Linked DNA regions of Mus musculus: regions 1 and 2 are each linked to region 3. A link is a loop called in an ENCODE intact Hi-C map of the cell type or tissue named here. Cell type or tissue: heart. All regions are shown on one strand.

Region 1 (8,000 bases), 230 kb before region 3:
GACCTTCGGAAGAGCAGTCGGGTGCTCTTACCCACTGAGCCATCTCACCAGCCCTTTCTCGATTCTTAAAGTCAGCATTTCTTGGCTTGGCCTGGCTTCCTCTTCAAAGTCAGGAGGAGCGTCCTGCATACCAGTCCTCCTTGTAATTACACCATGTCTAACTGGATAATCCAGAATACTATTCCTCTCACAACCTTTAAGGGACACTCTGGGGATAGGTGTCTTTGGGAAGTTATTGTGGGGCACACTTCAAGGGGCTACTGCAATAGTCCAAGCAAGAGGTGATGGTGACCAGGCGTGGAGTGACAGCAGCGAAGCGCGTGACAAGTGTTGGGGTTCTGGATTGCTTTGAGGGCTGAGCCCACCGAATGTTCTAAAGGGTTGAATATGGACCATTCCTTCCATCCACTGGAGTGTAGTGGGGAGAGTATGGGTCATCTACTAGGCTAAGGTCATCTACTGGAGTCTGTGAGCCCATCCTGTGCCTCCACTTGGTTTACAGAGACTCAATTGAACCCACCATTGCTTTGGGAAGAGGTCCCCTCCAGCACACATCTCCCTCTCCCCCCTCAGGTTCTGCTGGGTCGGGTCTGGCCTATCCCCAACCTGACTCTCCAGGGAGGTAATTTCCAGCACCACCCTTTGAGATAAGGTCTCACTATGTAGTCGTGTGAAACCTAGAACTCACTCCGCAGACCAGGCTAGCCTCACACTCATGGAGAAACGACTGCCTCTGACTCCTGAGTGCTGGGATTAAGGATGTAAACAAGCATACCCAGCACAGTTCCCTGTGCTTTGGGTTCAATCGCTAGCACTGGAAATAATAAAGCAAAAAGATACCCAGCTGGGCATGGTGGTTCATGTCTGTCTATAATCCCAGCACTTGAGAGGTGAAGGCAGAAAGGTTGCCTTGAGTGTTCGTGCCCTGGTTCTTTCGTTCAGGGTAACCCATGTTCTGCTTATTTTCACGAGGCTTTAAGTAAGAAAGATTCTTTTATTATATGGGTGTTTTGCATGTGTGTATATATTTGTGCTACACGTGCATTTGGTGTCTGAGGAGGTCAGAGAGGGCGATGGCTCTCCCGGGGCTGGGGCTGCAGTTGTGAGTGCCACCGCATACATGGGTGCTGGGAACTGAGCCTGGCAGAGCAGCCAGAGAGCACTCCAGCCCTGTTTGTCACATGGCTTTTACGGAGGTGTTAGAAGTTAAGAAAGCTTTTCAAAAGGACCCGCACTTGACCCAAAGGCCAGAACAGTGAAGCCCAACTGGTGTCTAACCGATGTACTCTGTGAGTCTTGCCACGGCAGGCAAATCCTCAGGCAAGATGGCGGCAGCTGTCCGTGTGTCAGCGCGATGTACCCATATCCTAGGCAGACATCATGGATGTCTCAGTTTTTCTTCTCCTCCTCTTCTTCCTCCTCCGTCTTCATTTTCTTTTAGAGATCAAGACAGAATTTTGCTATGAAGGCCACACTAGCCTGGAACTCCAGGTTTCCTGTGTCAGCCACTATAGACAGACACTGCCCCTGGCTTTCAGCACCCTTTTAAAAACAAGAGTCCCGCAGAGGCAGGCGGATTTCTGAGTTCGAGGCCAGCCTGGTCTACAAAGTGAGCTCCAAGATGGCCAGGGCTATACAGAGAAACCCTGTCTCGAAAAAACCAAAAAACAACAACAACAAAACCAAGAGTCCCAATGTAGGTTCAAATTCTTCCCCAGAGACGGATGCCAATTGTGTGGTAAGAGTATTTAAGTTAAATTTGAGTTTTCTAATATAATCCCCCCAAACATGACTTTCTATACTCCTAGAGTGTCTTACTATTATTGTGACCAAAGCAACTCGGGGAGGAAATGGTTTACTGAGCTTATACTTCCATATCATTGATCATCATGAAAGCAGGTCAGAACTCAAACAGACAGGAGGTTTTTTCTTTTTCTTTCTTTCTTTCTTTCTTTCTTTCTTTCTTTCTTTTTTTTTTTTCAGTGCCAGAAATACAATTACATTCAGGAGGTTTTTTCAAGTCAGGGTTTCTCTGTATAGCCCTGGCTGTCCTGGAACTCAGTCTGTAGACTAGGCTGGCCTATAACTCAGAAATCTACCTGCCTCTGCCTTTGCCTCTGGGATTAAAGGCATGTGCCACCACATGGCAGCCCTCTTATCTCAGCCTTTCAAAAGATGTGAGATTATAGGCATGAATTGCCAAGTCCTGTTTAAAACACACATCTTTATTTGAGTGCCTGTAGTCAGCTGGGCCCTTTATATTCCTATCTCACTTACAAACTCTTTTAAGAGGACTTGTGACAATTTCAAATTTACAGCTTTGGAAAGCAAGAGGAAGTAAGTATCTAAATGAATATTCGAGGCTGATTTTGAAGCTTTGCTGTTGAATTACACTGCCAAGGTGGTTAGTCTATTTTAGGTTTCAGAAGGTCTCTTAGGTGAATAAAGAGAATGACAGCTCATCCAAGTAGAGAGAACTGACCGGTCTGGTAAAGTAAGCTAGTTAGACAGCCAGTTTCCTGGGCTTGATTCACTGACATATAAATTAGGAACAGCACAGATCCAACACTTCAGAGGCAGAGACAGGCCAGCCTCTGATCCTTAGGAACTTCAAGGCCAGCTTAGGCTACATGAAAGTCTGGTTCCAAAACAGACACACAAAATAGGAACAGCATTATCTGTTGTAAACTGCTTTAAGAATCAAATGTGATTATGATTGTAAAGTACTATGTTCCAGAGATCATAGAAAATGAGTGATGTTGTTATCACTATTACTTCCCGTGCTGTGAATTAGGTCCAGGGTTCTATCACGGACCAGCACAACGAACCCCTCTTTTTGTAATAGTTATTTCTTCTCTTCCTGGTCTTTCATCTCTACGGAACACATTCCAAAGAGACTACATTTTCCAGCATGCCACATTGCCCTTTGACCTCTGCGAGACTAAAAAGATGCGCCATAGTACGCCAGGAGCCGGAAAACTCAGACTCCCGGCTTGCAGCGCGCGGTCCTCCCTTAGACTCGAGGGGCTGCGGGCGCGTGGTGCTCTGGGAGCTGTAGTCAGCGGCGCGTTGCCCTGACGCCGGCCGGGCCCGGGCGTGGGGGCCTGTGGGAGGTGGCGCGGCCGGGCCCAGCTGCGGGGCGGAGGTGGAGGCGAGGCCTGCGGCTGCGGGGAGCGGCAGGCCGGGAGTGGGCGCGGGAGCCGAGCCGAGCCGAGCCGAGCCGAGCCGGAGTGGGCGCCGGAGGCCGGCGCGGCGAGCAGCAACCATGTCGGTGTTCGGGAAGCTGTTCGGGGCTGGAGGGGGTAAGGCGGGCAAGGGCGGCCCGACCCCCCAGGAGGCCATCCAGCGGCTTCGGGACACGGAGGAGATGTTAAGCAAGAAGCAGGAGTTCCTGGAGAAGAAAATCGAACAGGAGCTGACGGCTGCCAAGAAGCACGGCACCAAAAATAAACGCGGTGAGACGGCTGGGGCCCCATCAGACTCTCCACTGGCTCTCCTAAGGCTCCCCAGGCCCGGACTCCACTTTGTCTAACTCGTTTCGGGGTCTCTCTCGACTCTGGAACTCTCCGGCCAGACTTCTTTCGTTGTCCAGCCGAGCCGGGGATCCCTTTCCATCTGACTCCTTCTGGGTCTCCTTGAGCCGGTTCACTTGCATCATCAGACTCCCTTCAAACTCTCCCTACCCTGGCAGGCCTCTTCTGACCCAGATCTCACAGCACTTTAACTTTGCTCAGTCTGTTCCACTCTGTTCCATTGTATTCTTTTCTCTTTGGCCTCACCCATCTTCCCAGCCACTGCCTCTACCCCCACCTTGGTTCATTTCTTTGCCCCACCCTATCATTTATGTGTTTCTTGGTCCACCTCTGTCCTCTCCTGAGCCCTTGGTGACGTCTGAGCTGCCTTCTGCCCCTGACTTAGGAGTCTTCTTGAGAAGCTTCCTTTATGGAGAAAAAAGAGAACTGGGGAGTGAAGAGACCCTCTGGGACCCGCTCTGTCTGTTCACTTGTTGAGTGTACTTGTTAAGTTTTGAGTTCCACATCCACCGGCTAGGAGCTGGCCACTGGAAGACCTAAGATGTCGATAACCCTGTGATTCTCAGAGCTTCCGTGTTGTAAGCCTTACCCTCTTGTGACTCACCACTTCCCCGTTCCTCCTGAACCAGAAATGACGAGGACTCTGCCTCTGTTGACCCAGTCCTGTTGTTGATTGGAACTTGAAAGCTTCTTTGCTTCCTGTCTAGGAATCGAAACTGTCTAGGAAGTACCTTGTAGTTTTCTTCAGTGAGATGGATGTGAAAATGTGTGAATGACTGTAAAGAAAGTCAAAATGCTCATGTGTGTTTTTGTTACAACAATGTGAGCATGAATCATAGCGTGACAGGTCACCCCTTGAGAGTGGGCCGAAGTTGAGAGATAGAGAGAGGTGGGGGGGGGGGGCTGGCTTAGGAATCATGCAAACAAGTATTTAACCCAGAAGGTTACCAGGGAAATTTCTTCCGGGACTGTGACCTTTAGTGGATTTATCCTCCTAAGAGTGTTTATAATATCCAGTACTAGTAGGGGCTTAACTAACATGGGAAACATTAGCTTGTTTTGTATCACAATGATAACCTATCTTGAGGGCTGCTCCTCTGCCAATATCATAGCAAACATTGAGGGAATTCTGAGTACCCAGGACATCCAGTCTGATTCATAGAGGGATATCAAACAATGTCTGCTTTAAAGAAAAGGTACTAGCCGTGCATGTCCCTGAAAGCCTGTAAGCTCAGACCTGGGAGGTGGAGGCAGGAGGGCCAAGGTCATCCGTGTTTACAGAGCAGTCTGAAGGCCCAGATGGCCAACAAGAGAGATACTGTCTCAAAAAGGAAGATGGTGGGGGTAGGGGAGACACTACATGAAGAAACTAACCAATTTGGAGATGTTAGTGATGAGCACTAATTACGACTAAGAAGTGGGGTCATAGTGATAGAGTAGGGTGCTGTCTTGGTAGGATGGTCAGGGTAACATCTTTGAAAAGTTCAAGTTTGAACTGCGGCCTTTTGAAGTACCCAGCTTTGGGGGGATTTTTCTTGGTTGGGAGAATAGCAGAGGAATGGCTGGGAAGTTGGCCTGCTTTAAGAGGTTGAAAGATCTCTGTATCTTTCTAGTGGTTGAAGGGAGAGTGGGGGAAGCGAAGGGAGGGGTGGGCCTTGAATTGCTAACATCAGAGTTTGAATTCTAAGTGGATGGAAAGCTTTTGAAGGGTGTTCTGAAGCCAGTCCTAATCACTGGTTAGAGTTTTAAGCATCTGGCTGTGTCTGGAGAGTGGGAAGGGCATGTAGGGAAGGTGCAGGCATCCATCTGTGGACCGGACACCAGTTAGAGCTGTGGAGAAGAACGGACGGGGCTGTGTTCTCTAATCAGCCCTTTTCTCTGACAGCTCTGCCTTAATCAGGACCCTCTTTTCACCAGTGGTAATTAGAGTCCTGGATTTTGCCAGTCTGCATGTTGGAGGTTTGTTTCCTCACTGTGGAGTGGAGGAGGGTTGTCAATATGCATCCTCTCCTGCCTCCCAGACGCCGAGCACACTGCCCTCCTGCCATACAGTGAGATCAGTAACTCAGGTCCCTGGCCAGGCTAGCTTAGTTTCTGCAGTTGTATAGGGGACCGAACTGGCTTTCCACACGCTTGTAGAGAGACTGGAGAAGTGACTCAGTTGTAGGAAAATTGTTGAACTTTCTCTGTCTTTTTGAGTTTGCCTGTGAGGACAGGAGCTGCTGCAAGCTTCCCTTCTTTTTATTGTTTTGAGGTCTGATGTATTCTTGTCCTAGGACCTAACCACTTCCTTAGACAGTGCTGTGAGGTTTTACTACCACCATGTGCACACCATTCATATCTTGACCTACTGCTGGCTGGGACTCTGAATGTCAGAAATGAGAAAACACTGCCTGTCTTCCTGGAAGAAGTCAGGATTGGAAATGTGGGGGTGGGAAGGGCCAGGAGTAATTTTAGAAGTCAGTGGTGAAGTGTGTTTAGATGGTTGAGGTTACAGGGAGAGGTTCTTTTTTTTTCTTTTTTCTTTTTTTTTTTTTTTTTTTTTTTTGGGTTTTCGAGACAGGGTTTCTCTGTGTAGCCCTGGCTGTCCTGGAACTCGCTCTGTAGACCAGGCTGCCCTCGAACTCAGAAATCCGCCTGCCTCTGCCTCCCAAGTGCTGGGATTAAAGGTGTGCGCCACCACCGCCCTGCAGGGAGAGGTTCTCGTTTGAAGGGGAGGGAGGGAGGGAGGGAGGGGGGAGGGAGGGAGGGAGGGAGGGAGGGAGGGAGGGAGGGAGGGAGGGAGGGAGGCTCTGCAGAGGAAGGAGATTGAGGGAGGTCAGAGGGTTTAGTGTATTCCGGAGCAGCTTAAGGGCCTCCTAGCTGGAGTCTGGGACTGGACAGGCTATAGGTTACCTTGGAGACTGGCTGGTAGCCTTGGGATCTTATCCAGGAGATGCCGAGGAGCCTTTGGTGCTTTTATAGGAGAAGATCTTATCTACTTGGGTTTTTAAAGAACATTCCAGCAGCAGTGTAACTAAGGTGTGTAAACTGACCAGGGAGGGACGGAAGCAGGAATCTCATAACAAAGACAGAATCTTACAGACCAGAGCTTGAGCTGTAGCTTCCTCCTGACTGTGTGCTCAGGCAGGTTATTCTGTGCCTTTCCCCGCTCTGTACGTCCTAGCATCAGCAGTACAGGATGAGGTATGCTGTGCATGCAAAGTTCTTAGCACAAAGCTTGCCATATGGTAAGAGATCAGCCCTTGCTCGACATTATCGTTACACAGGTGCCAGCAGGTGGGAATAAAGGCCCAGCACAGACACATGGAAATGGACAAAGAAATACACACCCAAGAAGAGACTTGGTGATAACCTGGGATTATTGGAGTGAGCAGGACTGAGACAGGAGGAAGATCATTTCCAGGCTTTTAGCTGGGGCAGCGGGCAGCTGGGTATGGTGATGCACAGGTCAAGTCTGCATGTGATACTAGGATAATCCTTTGACGTTTGTAAAGTGCTTTCTCCTGAGCGTTACAGCATCCACAGCGCCTGTGGCTCCACGAGGTGGGATTTTACAGACATGTCATGGCTGTATCCCCAGCAGCGTCTGCATTACAGTTAATGCTCAGTGGGTATTTAGATACGGATGAGTATTGTGTAACTATATCCAGACTTGGGGCTGGAGAGATGGCTCATGGTAAAGTACCTGCCACACAAGCATGAGGATCTGAGCTCGATCCCCAGCGCCCATGAGAAGGGGCAGCAGTGTACCCAGCTGTCACCCAGCTGGGGTAAGGCAGAGACAAGCAGAGCCCATAGTTTAGTGGCCAGTCAGCTTTTCTGAATTTTAGAGCTCCAGATTCAGCGAGTGATCCTGTCTCCAAAATAAGGTGATTAACAGAAGCTATTCAACTTTGACCTTTCAACCTTGACCTAGCATCTATATACATGTACATATATGTATTCATACAACTACACACAGGCACACACAAAAGAAGGTGTATTTATTTGTCCCAGTGTAGAGGGAGGAAAGTGAGGGTTATAAAGCGATGTATCTTATCTCAGAGACTTGTTGATCAAGTGATCAGAGACATCATGTGTTCTGTTTACTTCTGTGATTGCCATGGGCCTTATCATGGCTGACATTGTCCCTCCACATACCCCTTGTGTGCAAGCCCCGTATGGGGCTGAGAAGGGAAGAATTGAGTCAGCACCATAGTCTGCCCATCAGAATATGGATCCAAGTTCAGAAGCTGTCTTGGTGGTATACACATTACAAAGCTGGTGCCCTGCCCTTTGCAAGGCCAGCATGCAAGCCAGATGGGATTATTTGCAGTGTGTCTCAGGTAGTAGCTCCAGTTAGATGAGAAGAGGGTCACATGTTTTTTCCAAGTTCCTTTACCTTTAAGCTATATATTCATTCTTATGTTCTCTGGTCGTAGTCTCCCTGCTCAGAGCTGAGAATCAGGTATGACCAGGATGTGG
Region 2 (8,000 bases), 91 kb before region 3:
GTGTGTTTTTTTGAGTCAGGGTCCCTGTAGCTCTGATTGTCCTAGAGCTCGCTAGGCAGAGCAAACTGGCCTTGAGATCAACCTGCCTCTCTGCCTCTCCATGATAGGATTAGCGTGTGTGCCTGGCTCCCAAGGAGGCATTTTTGCAGTTTTAGCCTTATGAGATAGGTACCCCTACTGTGGACACCCGGCCCTTGAAATGACATCTAAATGAATAGTTCAGTTTGTCAAGCCAAAATGATTGCTCTACTCCAAATAAATATTCTCTTTTAAAAAGCCAAGTTTAGCAGCTTAATGTTTTTGGCCAGTTTTTCTTCATTCTGGAGGCATTTATCTGGTATTTAGCTATCTCCTGTTTATTAAAGATTTCAGTAAGCCTAGTTAAAGGCAATGTTTGCATGGTTTCTCTTGATCTGTTTGTCTAGTTTGATTTGAAATTCTTTGTGCCAGTGAAAGCAATCCTAGCAGTAGAATTTCTGTAACTCATTTTTGTAAGTCTAGATTTTCTTTGTGTTAGATTTGATCATGCTATACTGAGAAGTCATATGTTGCTGTTCCCACAGACCATTTTCAGGCTTTTGGACTTTGTTCTTCTAAATAGCAGTAAGCTACCCCTAAGAAATGGTGCTGCCAATATAATAATGAGGGCTGTGCATGAATCAGTGGAACATAAGATTAATTTTTCTTAAAACCCTAACGTCTCACCTTAAATTGGCTCTTCACACCAATTGAAATAGCCCTTTCTATAGTTAGGGTCATGAATAGGGGTACTGTGCTATGTTGGTGATGTAATATGATTATGTTTGGAAATTCCAACAGCTTATCTTCTACTCCTAAGCTCATCTAGTCATTGCAGCAATTTTGTGTACCTACTATGTGTTCTCCTAGTAGTTAAGCAAAACATAGCCCCGTGTGGTGGCACACGCCTTTAATCCCAGCACTCGGGAGGCAGAGGCAGGCAGATTTCTGAGTTCGAGGCCATCCTGGTCTACAGAGTGAGTTCCAGGACAGCCAGGGCTACACAGAGAAACCCTATCTCGAAAAACAAAAAAACAAAAAACAAAATTAAGGAAGACATGACCTTATCTGCAGTTATTTTTCCATTCTGAAGGGGTAAGTAAGACAAATCAGGGATGGTTAGATGGCACATGGGGTAAAGAAATTTATTTGCTGCTAAGCCTGACGACCTGGAGTTTGATTCCTGGGAACCACATGTAGAACAGCCAACTCCTACAAGTTGTCCTTTGACCGCTACATGGCCATTATGATGAGAACATTAGGCAAATACTCTATAAATACAACTAAAACAACAGTGACAATTTGTATCCCATTCTTCCCTTTGCTTCTCTGGCCCAGATACCTGAGGTGTAAATTCAGATGGGAAATAGCATAATTGATGGGTAACGTCACTAGATAATGAAGTTTGATTCTCTGATTTCTAGTGTATTGATTTGTTTTTGGTATTTTCCTTTTTCTTTTTTTTCTGCCTATTATCTAGCTAGGTTGCTTACCTTTCATATCCAATGTGTCCATATCTTATGAGCCTAGTCCCTGGCCTGTGAAGTCAAGAACATTAAGATAGGGGAGAACACTGACCTTGTTGAGGGTCCAGATATCTGCCTAGCATCTTCTGTAGTTCTAGTATCAGTTCTTAGCCTGGCTTCCAGAAAGATTTGGTGTTGTCTAGTTTTGATTTAAGAATAAGGAGAAATAAATATCATATTAAATTATTACATTCTTTTGGTATAAAATAGGACTTTTATTTGTAATACAGTTATTTTGAGTTATGTTTTTGTAATTTATTAATTGTGATTAAATTGTGATTCTCAAAGGTCATCATTGTGACTGCCTTCTTTGACTGCTTTGCTGCATGGAGTCTTAGAAAATGGAAGTAGAATTAGAGGAAACATGAAGGTTCTAATGGTGAAGAACTCTTTTTTTTCATTAATTTATTACATCCTGATCACAGCCCTCCCTCTTGGTTCACCCCACAGAGCCGCTCCCCTTTCCTACTCCTCTGAGAAGTGGGGGGCTCTTGGGTATCCCCCTCCTGGGTATCACCCCACCTTGGCATATCAAATCACTCCAGGAGCAGATCCATCCTCTCCCACTGAGGCTAGACAAGGCAGCCCTTTTAGGGGAATGAGATTCACAGCTTCAGAGACAGGGGGACCCACATGAAGACCAAGCTGTGCGCATCTGCTACATATGTGCAGAGGGCTTAAGTCCCATGCTTGCTCTTTGGTTGGAGGTTCAGTCTCTGGGACCCCCCAAGGGTCCAGGTTAGTTGACTCCTTTGGTCTTTCTATGGAGTCCCTGTCCTCTTTGGGTCCATCAATCCTTTTCCCCAGCTCTTCACCCAGCTCTTCCACAAGAGCTTGGCCTTGTTTGGCCTTGGGTCTCTGCATCTGTTTCCATTGGCTGCTGGGTGAAGCTCTCATTCAGAGTATCATTAATATTGTCAGGGATTGGCTCTTACCCATGGGATGGGTCTCAAGTTGGGCCAGTCATTGGCTGGCCATTCTCTCTGTCTCTGCTCCATCTTTGTTCTTTTACGTCTTGTGGGCAGGACACATTTGGGTTAAAGATTTTGTGGGTGGGTTGGTGTCCTATGTGGGAGTCCTACCTGGCTACAGGAGGTGGCCACTTCAGACTCTGTATCCCCCACTGCTAGGATTCTCAGCTAGAGTCTCTGGGGCCTCCCCCAGTCCTAGGTCTCTGGAATGCAAGTCCTAAAGATTGCCCCCCCCCCAATTTTCTTCCTATTTGCTCTCTACACCTGATCCCATTAAAACCCCCCCCTTTTTTTTTCTTTTTTTTTTTTTCTCGAGACAGGGTTTCGCTGTATAGCACTGGCTGTCCTGGAACTCACTTTGTAGACCAGGCTGGCCTCGAACTCAGAAATCTGCCTGCCTCTGCCCCCCCCCCCCAGATTAAAGGCGTGCGCCACCACGCCCTGCTATAACCCCTATCTCTTTTTTCTTTTCTTTTCTTTTTTTTTTTTTTTTTAATATGTAAGTACACTGTAGCTCTCTTCAGACACACCAGAAGAGGGCGTCAGATCTCGTTACGGATGGTTGTGAGCCACCATGTGGTTGCTGGGATTTGAACTCCGGACCTTTGGAAGAGTAGTCGGGTGCTCTTACCCACTGAGCCATCTCGCCAGCCCTAACCCCTATCTCTTAAGGGAGAAAAGTTGCTTAGGTTGGTGGATTATGGCAATGGTTTCTTCCAGCAATTTAGCATTGCCTGAGGGGTCTAAAAGAATAAGTTGGTTCTTGAGATGGCTCAGTGGGTAACTATATAGACCTGGCATCCTGAATGCATCACCATCAAAGGAGAGAACCAGCTCCTAGACCTTACTCCCTCTCCCTCTCCACCTCTCTCATAATTAATGGGACTGGAGAGATGACTCAGTGGTTAAGAACATTTGCTGTTGTTCCAGAGGACTCCAGTTTGATTTTCACCATCTACATGTGGGTCACAGCTGTCTGTAACTCTAGTTTCAGGGAATTCAATGCTCTGTGGGCACCAGGCACAAAAGTGATATAGATTGAAAAACCAAAAAAAAAAAAAAAAAAAGTGGTATAGAAACAAACATGCAGGGGCTGGTGAGATGGCTCAGTGGGTAAGAGCACCCGACTGCTCTTCCAAAGGTCCCGAGTTCAAATCCCAGCAACCACATGGTGGCTCACAACCATCCATAACGAGATCTGACTCCCTCTTCTGGAGTGTCTGAAGACAGCTACAGTGTACTTACATATAATAAATAAATAAATAAATAAATCTTTAAAAAAAAAAAAAGAAACAGAAACAAACATGCAGGTAAAATACTCATACACATAAAATACGATAATAAAATAATTAAAAAATAAATCTTTAAAAATACTTTTTAAAAAATATTAAGAAGGTTGAAGCATGTTTTTAAGGTTAGAGATAATGTTGAAGGCAGTGAATTGGAGACCACCAAGGCATTTTCTGGTTCTAAGTGACCTATAAATGTCTTTGTCTTTGGAGGAGATAAAAATGCTGAGAATGAGGTAGTTTCCTATCTTTGACAACTAAACTTGGGACAAGAAGGTTTACTCTATTTATATGGCACTAATAAACTGGAGAAATAATTTTTCTCACTGAAATTCCATTTTCTCATAAGGTGGGTGTTAATATTCTATAGCTGTTTCCCTTACTGTGTAAGGAAAATGAGGGGGTGCTGGAGAGATGGCTTAGAGGTTAAGAGCACTCACTGACTGCTCTTCTTCCAGAGGTCCTGAGTTCAATTCCCAGCAACCACGTGGTAGCTTACAACCATCTGCAATGGGGCCTGATGTCCTCTTCTGGAGTGTCTGAAGAGAGCAATGGTGTACACATTAAATACATTAAATAAATAAATAAATAAATAAATCTTTTAAAAAAGAAAAAAGTCAGGTAGTGGTGGTGCATGCCTTTAATCCCAGCACTTGGGAGGCAGAGGCAGGGGAATTTCTGAGTTGGAGACCAGACAGACTGTCTACAGAGTGAGTTCCAGGATAGCCAGGGTTACACAGAGAAAAAAAAAAAAAAAAAAAAACCCTGTCTCAAAAAACCAAAACACACCAAAAAAAAAGAAAAGAAAAAAGAAAAAAAAAAAGAGGTAATGTATTAAAATTAAAAGTACAACATAAAGTAAAATGGTAAGTCGATGAGGCATTGTCAGAAGGAATAGGTAAGTGGCAGGGCTTCCATAGGGAGGGATCTCTTTGGGCTGTAGTTATCTGAGACAGCAAGAGTAGTCTGAACTGGTCTAAAATCAGGAGAAATCACTTAAATATCTGAGTTGGGTTGGTCTTGTATAAGGATAGTGAATGTTGTTTGTCTTTGTCCTCATTTCTAATATTCTGTCTATGATTAGAAGTGATTAAATGCCAGTATTTCTGTTTCTGGACTATATTACCCAGACTTATCTAGAAGCAACACTCATACATTTTCTTTGTCAGTTAAAGTAAATTAATCCTTCCCCCTTCTACTTTTCATAGAAGAGAGATAGATGATGGTTTGTATGATGGGAACCTTGAGTAGAGAGACAGATGAATGACCAGAGTAGCATCCATGTTCCTGGTAATGATTAGCAGGAGGGAAGTAGGAGGGATCTGTTAGGTTAGTTAGGTTTCTGGTGCTGTGATAAACCATCATGACCAAAAGCGGCTTGGGGAGGAAAGGGTTTATTTCATTTTACAGTTTCTGGTCCATCATCCAGGGAAGTCAGAGGCCACAGAGGAATTTCCTGGCTTGTACCCATGGCTCACTTGGCCTCCTTTCTTTTCTCTTTTTTTCTTATAAAATAAATAAATTTAGAATTATTTGATGTGTATGAATGTTTTGCCTGCATGTATGTATGTGCACTGTGTGTGTGCATGGAGGTCAAAAGAGAGTGAAGAGTTTCTTGGATGTGGAGTTACAGATGTTTGTGGACCACCAAGTGGGTGCTGGGAACTAAGCCCAGATGTCTGCAAGAGTAACAAGTGCTTTTTTGTTTCTTTTTTAAAGATTTGTTTATTTTATGTGTGAGTATACTGTTCCTGTCTTCAGACACACCAGAAAAAGATCAGATTTCATTGCAGATGGTTATAAGCCACCATGTGGTTGTTGGGAATTGAACTTTGGAAGAGCAGCCTTTAACCGCTGAGCTTTCTCTCCAGTGTCAAACCTGTTTTTTTTTCCCTTTTTTCTTTTTTTAAAGAGTTATTTATTTATTTTATCTATATGAATACACCATAGCTGTCTTCTGACGCACTCAGACGATGGTATTGGATCCCATTACAGGTGGTTGTGAGCCACCATGTGGTTGCTGGGAATTGAACTCAAGACCTGTGGAAGAGCAGCTAGTACTTTTAACTGCTGAGCCATCTCTTCAACCCCCTCAAGCCTGTTTTCTTATCTATCCAGGACCACCTGCACAGGGGTGATATCACTCCTAGTGAGCTAGGTCCTCCTACATCAATCATTGCCTGTAGGTCAGTCTATGGAGCTGTTCTTTTAATTGAGATTTTCTTCCCATGTACCTAGAGAGCTTGTTTGTTTTTTCTTAAAGCAGAAGAGATGGGAAACACCGAGATCCCATCTGTCTTCACCCTATTTTCTTAGGGGAAAGCGACCATTTCTTTGTTAGCTTTTATCCTGCCAGTGGAACCTTGCTGGGCGTTTTTTACCAAAGCACTTTGAAGGCTGCCGTGAACGAAGGCTGCCGTGAACGTAGATCATGTCTTAGAACCTTTTTTCTTTGTTCTATGAGCAAATATTAGAAAATGTACCTTAAATTACCTGGCTGAGAAAAAAGATAGCCCTGGCTGCTCCCTAATGTTAAATAGTACTCAGCTCTTGATTCTGTGTCTGTAGGGCATTTCTAAAGGATCAAGGGGTTTTGGAGTTTCCACTAGAGACATTAACCAGAGGGATATTAGGCTCCTGGTCAGTTTGAATATTTGTTAAAAAAAAAAAAATCTGACCTGGGTACTGAATCTGTCTTCATTTTAATAGCTGCAGTGAATTGTGTGCCCATTTTGTAATGATGCCATACTTAATACCGTGTATTTGTGCTCACAGAGGTGATAAGTTATGGGCTGACCCCTTCAAAATCTCTTTTAGTTCTACCTCAGCCCTATGAAAGTATTTTCTGTTGAGTCCTGTTGAGGTGGTGGTAGTAATGGTATGTTCTGTGATCATAAATATAGTTGGGAGACTTCTTAAATAAAAACCAAATGTTTTTCTAGCAATAAATCTTCCTGGGATTCACTTACTATTTCATGGGTAACTGATTTTTTTCTCTTGTTGGATAGAGGTGTTTTTGCTTTTGTGGAAATATTTTAAAACTCCAGAGGCAGTAGAATAATGGAGTACCATCTTGTTTCATGGGCAGCAAACATTTATGTGGGACTATTCACTCCAGTGTTATCTAATGAAGGCAGTTTTGCTCTTTTGCAAATAAAAGAAAATTTTAGTTGTGAACTTTGGAGATGCAGCCCTTTTAAGAGAAAACAGTTCTTTTTAACATTGGAGACAACCAGATGCTTTCTATTCTAGATCTCTTCAGAGTATTTTATTCTCTAGATCAGAGATTAAAAACTGGCATCCTACTTGTTAGACTCTGAATACATGTTGTCTTTGCTTTTTTTTTTCTTTTCTTGAGTTAGACCCTGAGATAACCCCGGTGTGCATTATAAGAGTGACAAATGTGAACGAAGATTTATTTTTGGTTAGTGTACAAAGTAACAGGTTTCATTAATTCACTTTCATACATATATTGCAGTTTGTTCTTATCCCACTTCCCTACTGCCCTTCTTTATGCTCCCTGCCCTTTTCTTACCGGTCCCACCCTTCCCCTAAAGTCTCCCATTTCTGCTTTCTCCCCTGTTCCTTTCTTCTCCAGTCTCTTACAGAAAGATCTCTCTCTCCCCTGCCACACACACCCTACAATATACATACAAGGTAAAATGTGGTTATTTGAGTCTTGTTTATTTCTCCAAACATAATAGTTTTCAGTTGTAGCCATTTTATTGCAAATGCCATGATTTTACTTTTCTTTGTGGTTGAATAAAATTTCATTGTGTATAAGGAGTACATTTTCTTTATACATTCATCTATCAGTGGCTGGTTCCATTTCCTGGCTATTTTTAGTAGTGCACAATAAACATGGATGTTCAAGTACCTTTGTAGTATGTGACTTAGAGTCCTTTGAGTGTACATCCAGTATATAGGCCACATGATAGTTCTATTTTAGGCCCCCCCCCCTTTTTCTTTCTTGGAACTGCCACACTGTAGTATAAGTGGCTGCACCAGACTACAGTCTCACCAGCAGGAGTTTCTCCCCAGATCCTCCTTCGAGCTTGTACTTTGTTTCTCTGATGGCTAAGAATAGTCACTATTTTTTCAGATATTCACGGGTCATTTGTATTTGAGAACTGTCTAATCAGTTTACTGGGTATGAGGGTGAGTGTACATCCTAGGCCAGGGTGCTGGGGATGCCT
Region 3 (8,000 bases):
CCTCATTTATGGGTGAGGACCAACAATGTCTAGGCAGATGATAAACGTTTTATTTAAGGTTGAGTAGATGCTAACACCAGACAATCTAAGACTTGGTTTTTAAATTTTTCATCTGTTGAGTGTTTGGAGAAGTTAGAGGTAAATACAAAATAAAGATATATTGTCTGCATTATGGAACTATCAAAACAGTAAGCAAAATATTCTAAAAAAAATTAAAAATTTATGCTGAAATTCACATCAACCTTAACTTTTATGGAACCCTATCAGCAACCCTTACTGTAAGAAATTTTTCTAAGGAATCCTTCACTGTTTTTTGCTATGTAATGTGAAGTGTTCACAAGCCACTTTCATCTAAATCTATTGTAGAACAAGTGAAAAATTAATTTCTAACCTGTAGACTGTTTATACTGATCCCTTAAAATAATTTGAACATATAGGGCATACTCCTGCTAGTGAAGAAAGCAAAATCTTTAGTCAAACAGAACTGGATTCAAGTCCAAAGTATTTTTTTTCCTATCATGTTTAAGCTTATCATTTTGTTCATTGTGTAGTGATCGAAAGCACATTGGAGCATAATTACCTTGCGTCCAATCCTGACTCTAACTCATGTGGGTTACCCTATGCTTCATCTGTACATCTTCATCTGTACAATGGAGATAACTGATACCAACCATGACAAAGTTACTGTGAGAATCAACTATCTGATTGTAGTTATAACTAACAATGATCCTGTCATTGAAGATTCCTCAACTAAGGAGTAACTTGATTTTTCAGACATAACAAAACTGGTTTTTTTTAAAATTCCCAAATTGATTCTAATAACTAACTGTAATTCCTTTATGTCTATCGAAAGACTGAAACCTTGTAATAAAGTAAATTGTCATAGCAGACAAGTCTGTTCAAGGCATTATGGAAATTTTCATATAGCACCAATACCAAAAGCAAGTCCAGTGCTGACTTACTACAGGGCCTGAGGTAATCCCACATGGAAAGAATGCTGCAATCTGTTATAAAGAGGTCAAGAACACAGCTATACTGTAGGAAGAAGACTTGGCATAAGGGCAAACAAAATTCCAGGCATTGAAACTTTGATTCTGGTAGAGCTTACAATCCACTCATTTTTTTTCCAGTCTAAGTTTCCCTGATTTACTAGTGGCTTTTTCTGAGTTTGCTTTTGTGGCTGGTCTTGAACTCCTAAGCCAAGTGCTAGGATTATAGGGACACACTATTACACCCATCATACCTTATCAAGACAGATCAAAGAAGGGGGAAATCCTAAAATGATCAGATGATAGTTTTAGTTACCTTTCACCCCTCAAGAAAATTCTAATTTAGGTCTATAGTAAGTAGACTGCAGGCTAGTAGTAAACACTCAGAAATCTTATGCCACATTGTAATTATGTTCCTAGAATACTTAACACATGTTTAACATATTAATACTTATTTTTGTTCACACATCCCTGTAAAATAGTTGCATAAGGAAACCAGAAAACCTAAGTCAGCACCCAAAGCAGAACTCCCCAAATCACAAGATCACACTTGCCAGCTTGAGATACACATTAAGACTTTGGCTTAAAAAGTTTCATATTGAGGCTGGAGAGACTGCTCAACAATCAGAGAGCACTGGCTGCTCTTTCGGAGGATCCAGGTTCAGTCCCCAGCACCCACAAAGCACCTCACAACTGTTCCAGGAAATCCGACACCCTTACAAAGACATATGTGTAGGCAAAATGCAAATATACAATTCACATGAAATAAAATAATTTTTAAAAAAAGTTTCCTATCAAGCCTCAGTTGGGGGCGCACACCTTTAATCCCAGCAATTGGAGGCAGAGGCAGGTGTACCTCTGAGTTTAAGGCCAGTCTCATCTACAGAGTTCCAGGACAGCCAGGACTACACAGAGAAACCCCGTCTCAAACAACAACAAAACATTTAATTTTTTTTTTTACTTCAGTTTTGTTGATGCCTAGCACACTAAGAATAAGCCATCCTCAGTCTTATCTTTACTGTGTGTGGTGGACGGTGAGGGGGGCAGGCAGGGATGTTGTCCTCAAACTTGATACTGACATACTTTTGAGGAGAAAATATCTTAACTTGATGGCAAATTTGGATCAGCTGGTTATGGAGTAACATTTCTCAAAACAATAAAACTTTAAGGCCGGGCGTGGTGGCGCACGCCTTTAATCCCAGTACTTGGGAGGCAGAGGCAGGCGGATTTCTGAGTTCGAAGCCAGCCTGGTCTACAAAGTGAGTTCCAGGACAGCTAGGGCTATACAGAGAAACCCTGTCTCGAAAAACCAAAAAAAAAAAAAAAAAAAAAAAAACTTTAAACTAGTCTAAACATTACTTCTTCCTACACCATACTTTACCACAGAAGCAATAGACAGAACAATATAACAATACACAGGTAGTTATTTTTAAGTTACGAAGTTTGGTTACTACATGTGTTATCTATTACCTCTTACTACCCATAAGCACTTTACCACAGAACACCACAGCTGTATATAGGTAGTTATTTTTAAGTCTGGAACGTGAGTAGAAATAAAGGCTAAACACTTTCTGAACTTTTCTAACACATAATGCAGTAGCAAAGAGCAATGTCTAACGTGTCTTTCAAGCAAGAAACATCTATCTCTTCCAGAGTTTAGTGAGTTTGCAAGAGCCTCCTAGTCATTTAGATGAAGGCATACTGCACAGAGCTGGGATTCTATTACTAGCTCAGGCACTTGGAATTTTATTAGAGGCACTGTACAACTCTAAGCTCCAATTGGCTCATCTCTAAAATGGACTTACAGGAATTTATTTTACTGAACCCTGGAAACCAACTTAAACTAGAACTAGTTCCCATGAAACAAATCTCTAATTCCTTAATGTAGTTACCTAAGTCCTCCATAAACTAACCAGCATCTACTTCAACCAAACTAGTGAATACTTCACTTTCTATGCACTTTCTCCCTTCTTGACCATAAACGCCTTGTGATCAGTTTTCTCATTGGTTGAGAAAATTCTGATCATTTCTAGAGCCCATTCAAAAGCCAACTCTGCACAGAACCTTCAACTATTCCTCTTACCCCTCCCCTAGGCCTGTAAGTCAAGTAAGTCACAAATTCTTCGTAAAGTACTTCCTTGGGGCTAGGATTAGGCTTCTAGGCCCAATGCTAAGCAATATCTAAGCCAAGACCACTCTTTTTTCTTTAAAGTCATTTAATGGTATGTGAACTAGGATAAATCTGGAAAAGGCAAAACCCAAAAAGATTTAAAAGAAAAAAAAAAGACACAATAAAACGGGGGACGGGGCTTGAAAAATTCTGAGATCCAAACCCAGTCAGTTTCACAGCCGGACCTTCCTGCTCACCTCGCCTGTAAAGGAAACTTTGGGACTCGGGCCCGAAAACTTTTCTCGAAAGGTGGTCACTTCCTGAGACTTAAAATATCTTCTCCTCTGGCTCTTTGGGTTCCTGTCTTAAGAAATAAGGCCTCGAGCGGGAAACGGGAGCGAGATATCCGCCCGGAAAAGGCAGCCTACAAAGTTTTAACCTCGGTGCTCCACCGGAACCGAGAGGGGCCTCGCAGGGCACCCTGACCCCTCAGCCGTGAGAGCCGAGGCGGCTATGTGTGTGAGGAAAGGAATGCCGGGGCGGCCGGGCAAACTAACTCGGCATTCAACCCCTTTCCGAGAGGACGGCTCAACACGCTCTCCATTCCGAAACGCCGATCACCGTGGGAGACAGGCCTCGCCGCCGCCCTGAGGAGAGCCGAGGGAGACCAAGTCTGAGGATCCAGAGTCCTCGCCGGCTCCACAGCTCCGGGACGCCTAGGCCGGGCTGCTCCACATGGCGGCCGGCTACAGCTAGGCCGCAGGCCCGGCTTCTCACACAGGTGTGGGTTCGGCTTCCTGCCTCAGTCCTTAGCCCTAACTCCAGCTCAGCCTCTCACCTCGTCCCCGGACATGGCTGTAGTTCGAGCGGGTTCGGCAGGGATGAAAAGTCAAACCGGTCGGCTTCACGGCCCGGAGTCAGCGTAGCTCCCACCGATACTTCTCACAGCACCGCACTAGGCTCTTGCATCAGCGAAAGGGAGCGACACCCCGCCCTCCTCTCAAACGTTGGAAGTGCGCCTGCGCAGAGCTCGCCAAAGCGCAGGCGTACAGTAAAGCCAACCTTACGTGCTTCTCGTGGCGCGAGTTATTCGGCGACTCCCCGGCGCCGGGCATACTGGGACTTGTAGTTTGGCTAGAAAAGACCGGCGCTTGTGCGCTTCGGGAGTTTCGAGGGCGTGCACGACTGTTTTAAACATGTCAGGATGTTCGGGTTCTTGTGCTGCTGGTTACCTAAGAGGTTCGAAAAGTGCTGTGTTGCTTGTAAAGTGAATTTGGGGCCATTTTTCAGGTTTAACTTAGTGGAAACCCTAATATGAACCCGTGGAGCTGAGTTCACGCTTTCCCCTAGAATCGGTCTAGTATTCGAGGAATGCACCTCAGTAGAAGCGTTTCACTTCGTGAGAAGTTTAACCTTCTAGCTTTTTACTTCAGAAGATTCTTCCCTGGTTTTCCATAGTTAGACCGAGGAACGAAGCCGTCCTCTGAGGAGAAACAGCCCAGCAAGCTACAGTCTGTCAGGAAGCTTCGAAATAGTCTTAACTAGCTCAATAAAGGGGCTATGTTGAGAAATGTGTAGAGTAGGTAATTAACTTGTTGACGAACTTCATACCATATAAGTAAAGACACTACAACGTCCTAGGCGATATAATCATCTGGGACTATTAATTATGTGTCCTTTTTTGACTAAAGCTTCCTTATATGGTACATGACTCCTTGTTTATGGAGTCTTTGCTAGACAATTCTGGATGTATCATCTATTTTCCCTGGGGAGATACAGCTGCCATTTAGGAAGGCCTCGGAGTATGCGCTTGTAGTTAAAAAACAAAACAACAAAAAAACACCTGTGTTTGTAACCACAGGGAACTGCAAAGCCCCACTGTTTGAAAGAATGCTCAGCTGGGGCGTCAGGTGATCCACTCAGGTGACTGAAGGGACTGCTCAAGTAAGTAGATGCTATCAGGAGATGAGAGTAATTATCAAGTTTTTAATGCTTCTTGCATAAAAAGAATCAAGTGAGGATTAATCTATGATTAGTGAAAAAAAGCCCTCACGTTAGAAGAGATGGGGAAAGTACTTAGTGATTTTTGTAGTTGGCAAAATGTTCTTCTTGATTGATTTTTGTATTCATACCTGATTACTGAGTTTGTCTTTGTTTTGGTCTACTGGAATTACAAAATGGTCTGTCTGAGCTGGGTGTGGTAGCACTTACCATCCTAGCTCTTGAGAAGTAGAGGCATGAATATCAGAATTTCATAACCAGCCTGGACTACATAAGATTTTATCTTTTTAAATTAATCAATTAATTGATTAATATACTTTACATCTTGACCACAGTTTCTTCTCCTCCCAGCCCCTACCCCCCATTCACTCATCCTCTATTTCTCTTCAGAAAGGGGAGGCCTTCCATTGATATCAACCTGCCCTGGCATGACTCGTTGCAGTAAGACCAGAGGCATCTTATCCTATTAAGGCTGGGTGAGGCAGCCCACCTAGCCTCTGGGAAAGGATCCCAGAGGCAGGCAACAGAGTCAGAGAAAACCTTGCTACGCTCTCTGGTCGAGTCAACTGGACAAGCCGAAAGGCTTAAAAGTCACTCATGAGGCAAAAGAGTTTCAAGGAAGCTCTCCTCCTGGAGTCTAGTGTTCTCTACCCATACATTAATTTTTCATTCCCGAGTTCCATTACCGCACTAGTCTAGAGTTGGATCCACGTGTGCTCTCTTTCAGTATTTTCCTATAAGTGCTCTGACATGGCTAAAGCCTTCCGCCAGTGTTCCAACAGTCCAAGGGCATCCTTGACCAAGATCAAGGGTTTAGAATTCAGCAAGATTGTAAAAGCTAAGTCACTCCCTTACACAGGAATTTACCATCACTTAAAAAGAAGGAAGTTTCAGACCAAAGGAGAAACCAGAATAGATACTATAGCAGAGTTACACCCATACACACGTATTTACAATGGCCTAAGGAGAAGGTAGACTATACAAGAGACTAAAATAGGAACTGTGGCAAGGACGGGAAGCCCTTGACCCTGGCTTCTAAGATTAATGAATTTTAGGTGGAGCCCTTGTTGATCCCAGCTGTTATCAATATATTCTATCCTGGGTGGTTCCGGTTAGACCTTTTGTGTTTGCATTCCTCTGTTTTATGTAAGATTCTGGTCACCTCAATTGTACCTTGCGAATATGTCACCCAACTTCCTTATTGTCCTCTGCATAAAAAGTCTGATGCTCGAGTTGTAAAATTACATTCAGATTCCACACAAACTCTCCTGCGTGTGTGTCTGTCTGTCATTCATCCAAGCTTTGCCCACCAGCGTCGAGAGACCCCGTTCCACGCAGACATAGGGACCCAGAAGGTCTGCAGCAAAACCTATTACTGTTGTTCGGAGTCCCACATGAAAACCAAACTACACAACTATAACATATGTGTAGAGGGACTAGGTCAGTTCTGTGGCAGGCTCCCTGGTTAGTGGTTCAGTCTCTGTGGCCCCTAGGGGCCCAAGTTAATTGATTCTGTAGGGTTTCTTGTGGTGTCCTTGACTATTCTGTCTCCTACAATCCTTCCTCCCCCTCTTCCACAGGATTCCCCAGGCTCTGCCTAAGGTTTGCCTGTGGGTCTCTGCATCTGTTTCCATAAGTTGCTGAATGAGGCCTCTCTGATGACAGTTATGCTAAGTTCCTGTCTGGGGTCCCTGGTGCTGGAGTGACCTCTAGGAAAGCAGCCAGAGTTGTGGGCCAGAATATGGATCCCGAGAGGATGGGGTGAGATCTTGTCTTAAACAACAACAACAACAAAATAAAGAAACAAACAAACCAGGCAGTAGTGGCTCTCTGAGTTTGAGGCCAGCCCAGTATACATAGTGAGTTCCAAGACAGCCAGGGCTACATAGAGAAATGCTGTCTCAGAAACAAAAACAAAAACAAAAGATGGCTTTAGTGTCTTCTTACTGATCGTTTTGCTGTACACTAAGTATAAACTTATTGTTGTGTTAGAATCTTGGCTCACCCTAAATATTAATTAAATTAAAACAATGTTCTATGAAATCACTTAGTTCGGGCACACACTAGATGAAAACATCAGCACAGCTGCCCACTACCCGAGGCTGTTCTCCTCATGCTCTGTAATCCTTAGTATGTTCTCTGCTTTAGGCCTGAAGACAACTGAGTTAACCCACAAATATTTAGAAATACTTCCTGCTGCACACCTGTCCCTAATCTAGGCAGAGCACATCCTTGCCTCCAAGGAACTTACAATTTAGCAAGAGAGATAGTTTATTAGCCCCATTGTCCAGATGAAGAAACTGCTTGTAGAGCATTGAAAGTGTATCCACAGTTAAATACAGACAACAGAAAAAGTGAACCCCTGACAGTTTGATACTGGTGGCTATTCTTTTACCTTGAGAATCTGAATTGCTGCCACCAAACCACAGTCGTCTGTAGCTACTAGCATCTATGCATAGCAGGATCTCTTACCAGCAACACTATTGGCAATTTGAACAAGACAACTCTGTTATAGGTTGATGTTCCCTGCATGGAGGCTATTCAGTACCTGGTCAATATCCAAAGATGCCAGGAGCATACTCCCTCCAGTCATGATATTACCTGATGTCTCAGGGGGCGGGGGGGGGGTGCGAGAGGCGGGAGGGGGGCTGGGATAAGCATCACCCCTGGTGGAGAACCAGTGATAGACACATCTTTTCTCTTCCTAGGTTATTGAGATCCAACAAATATCCCTGGCTAGTCCTCAACTTGCTGAGTGGACAGGTTTTGAAGAGGAGAGAATGAAGCTGTGGATGGAGTTTCAGCAAAGCCTGTTCATTCAGAAGATAAAGACTGAACAAATGGGAAAATAATGTAGAAATAAAAGGGAAAGTGACAGAAATGGAGAAAGGGAATTCACG

The links. Hi-C counts contacts between places; a loop is a spot of excess contacts. Peaks named below come from ENCODE experiments on the same cell type or tissue, not always from the same donor. Only the 100,000 strongest peaks of a DNase experiment are listed, where the experiment ranks them.
Region 1: a loop joins it to region 3, with 9 times the contacts of the local background. A loop is called at or near these places in 6 of 42 quality-filtered maps.
Region 2: it touches region 3 in a loop (1.8-fold over the local background); 6 of 42 quality-filtered maps call a loop at or near these places.

Annotation. Positions count from the first base shown.
Region 1 is chr2:154,653,917-154,661,916 of GRCm38, forward strand. It overlaps Chmp4b (charged multivesicular body protein 4B), which reads left to right and starts at 3,110. Exons shown (of 5, transcript NM_029362.3): 1 at 3,110-3,455. The coding sequence starts at 3,266. In heart, no CTCF peak of the experiment used is centred here; DNase peaks (open chromatin) are centred at 3,025 and 4,155; H3K4me3 peaks cover 3,254 bases; H3K27ac peaks cover 3,395 bases.
Region 2 is chr2:154,798,108-154,806,107 of GRCm38, forward strand. The region is part of intron 1 of Raly (hnRNP-associated with lethal yellow); the gene reads left to right. Among named protein-coding and RNA genes, the nearest start is that of Raly, 11 kb to the left of the region's middle. In heart, no CTCF peak of the experiment used is centred here; no DNase peak of the experiment used is centred here.
Region 3 is chr2:154,888,753-154,896,752 of GRCm38, forward strand. Eif2s2 (eukaryotic translation initiation factor 2, subunit 2 (beta)) reads right to left here and starts at 4,154. Exons shown (of 9, transcript NM_026030.2): 1 at 3,938-4,154. The coding sequence starts at 3,952. In heart, a CTCF peak has its summit at 3,906; a DNase peak (open chromatin) is centred at 4,139; H3K4me3 peaks cover 2,637 bases; H3K27ac peaks cover 1,934 bases; H3K27me3 peaks cover 422 bases.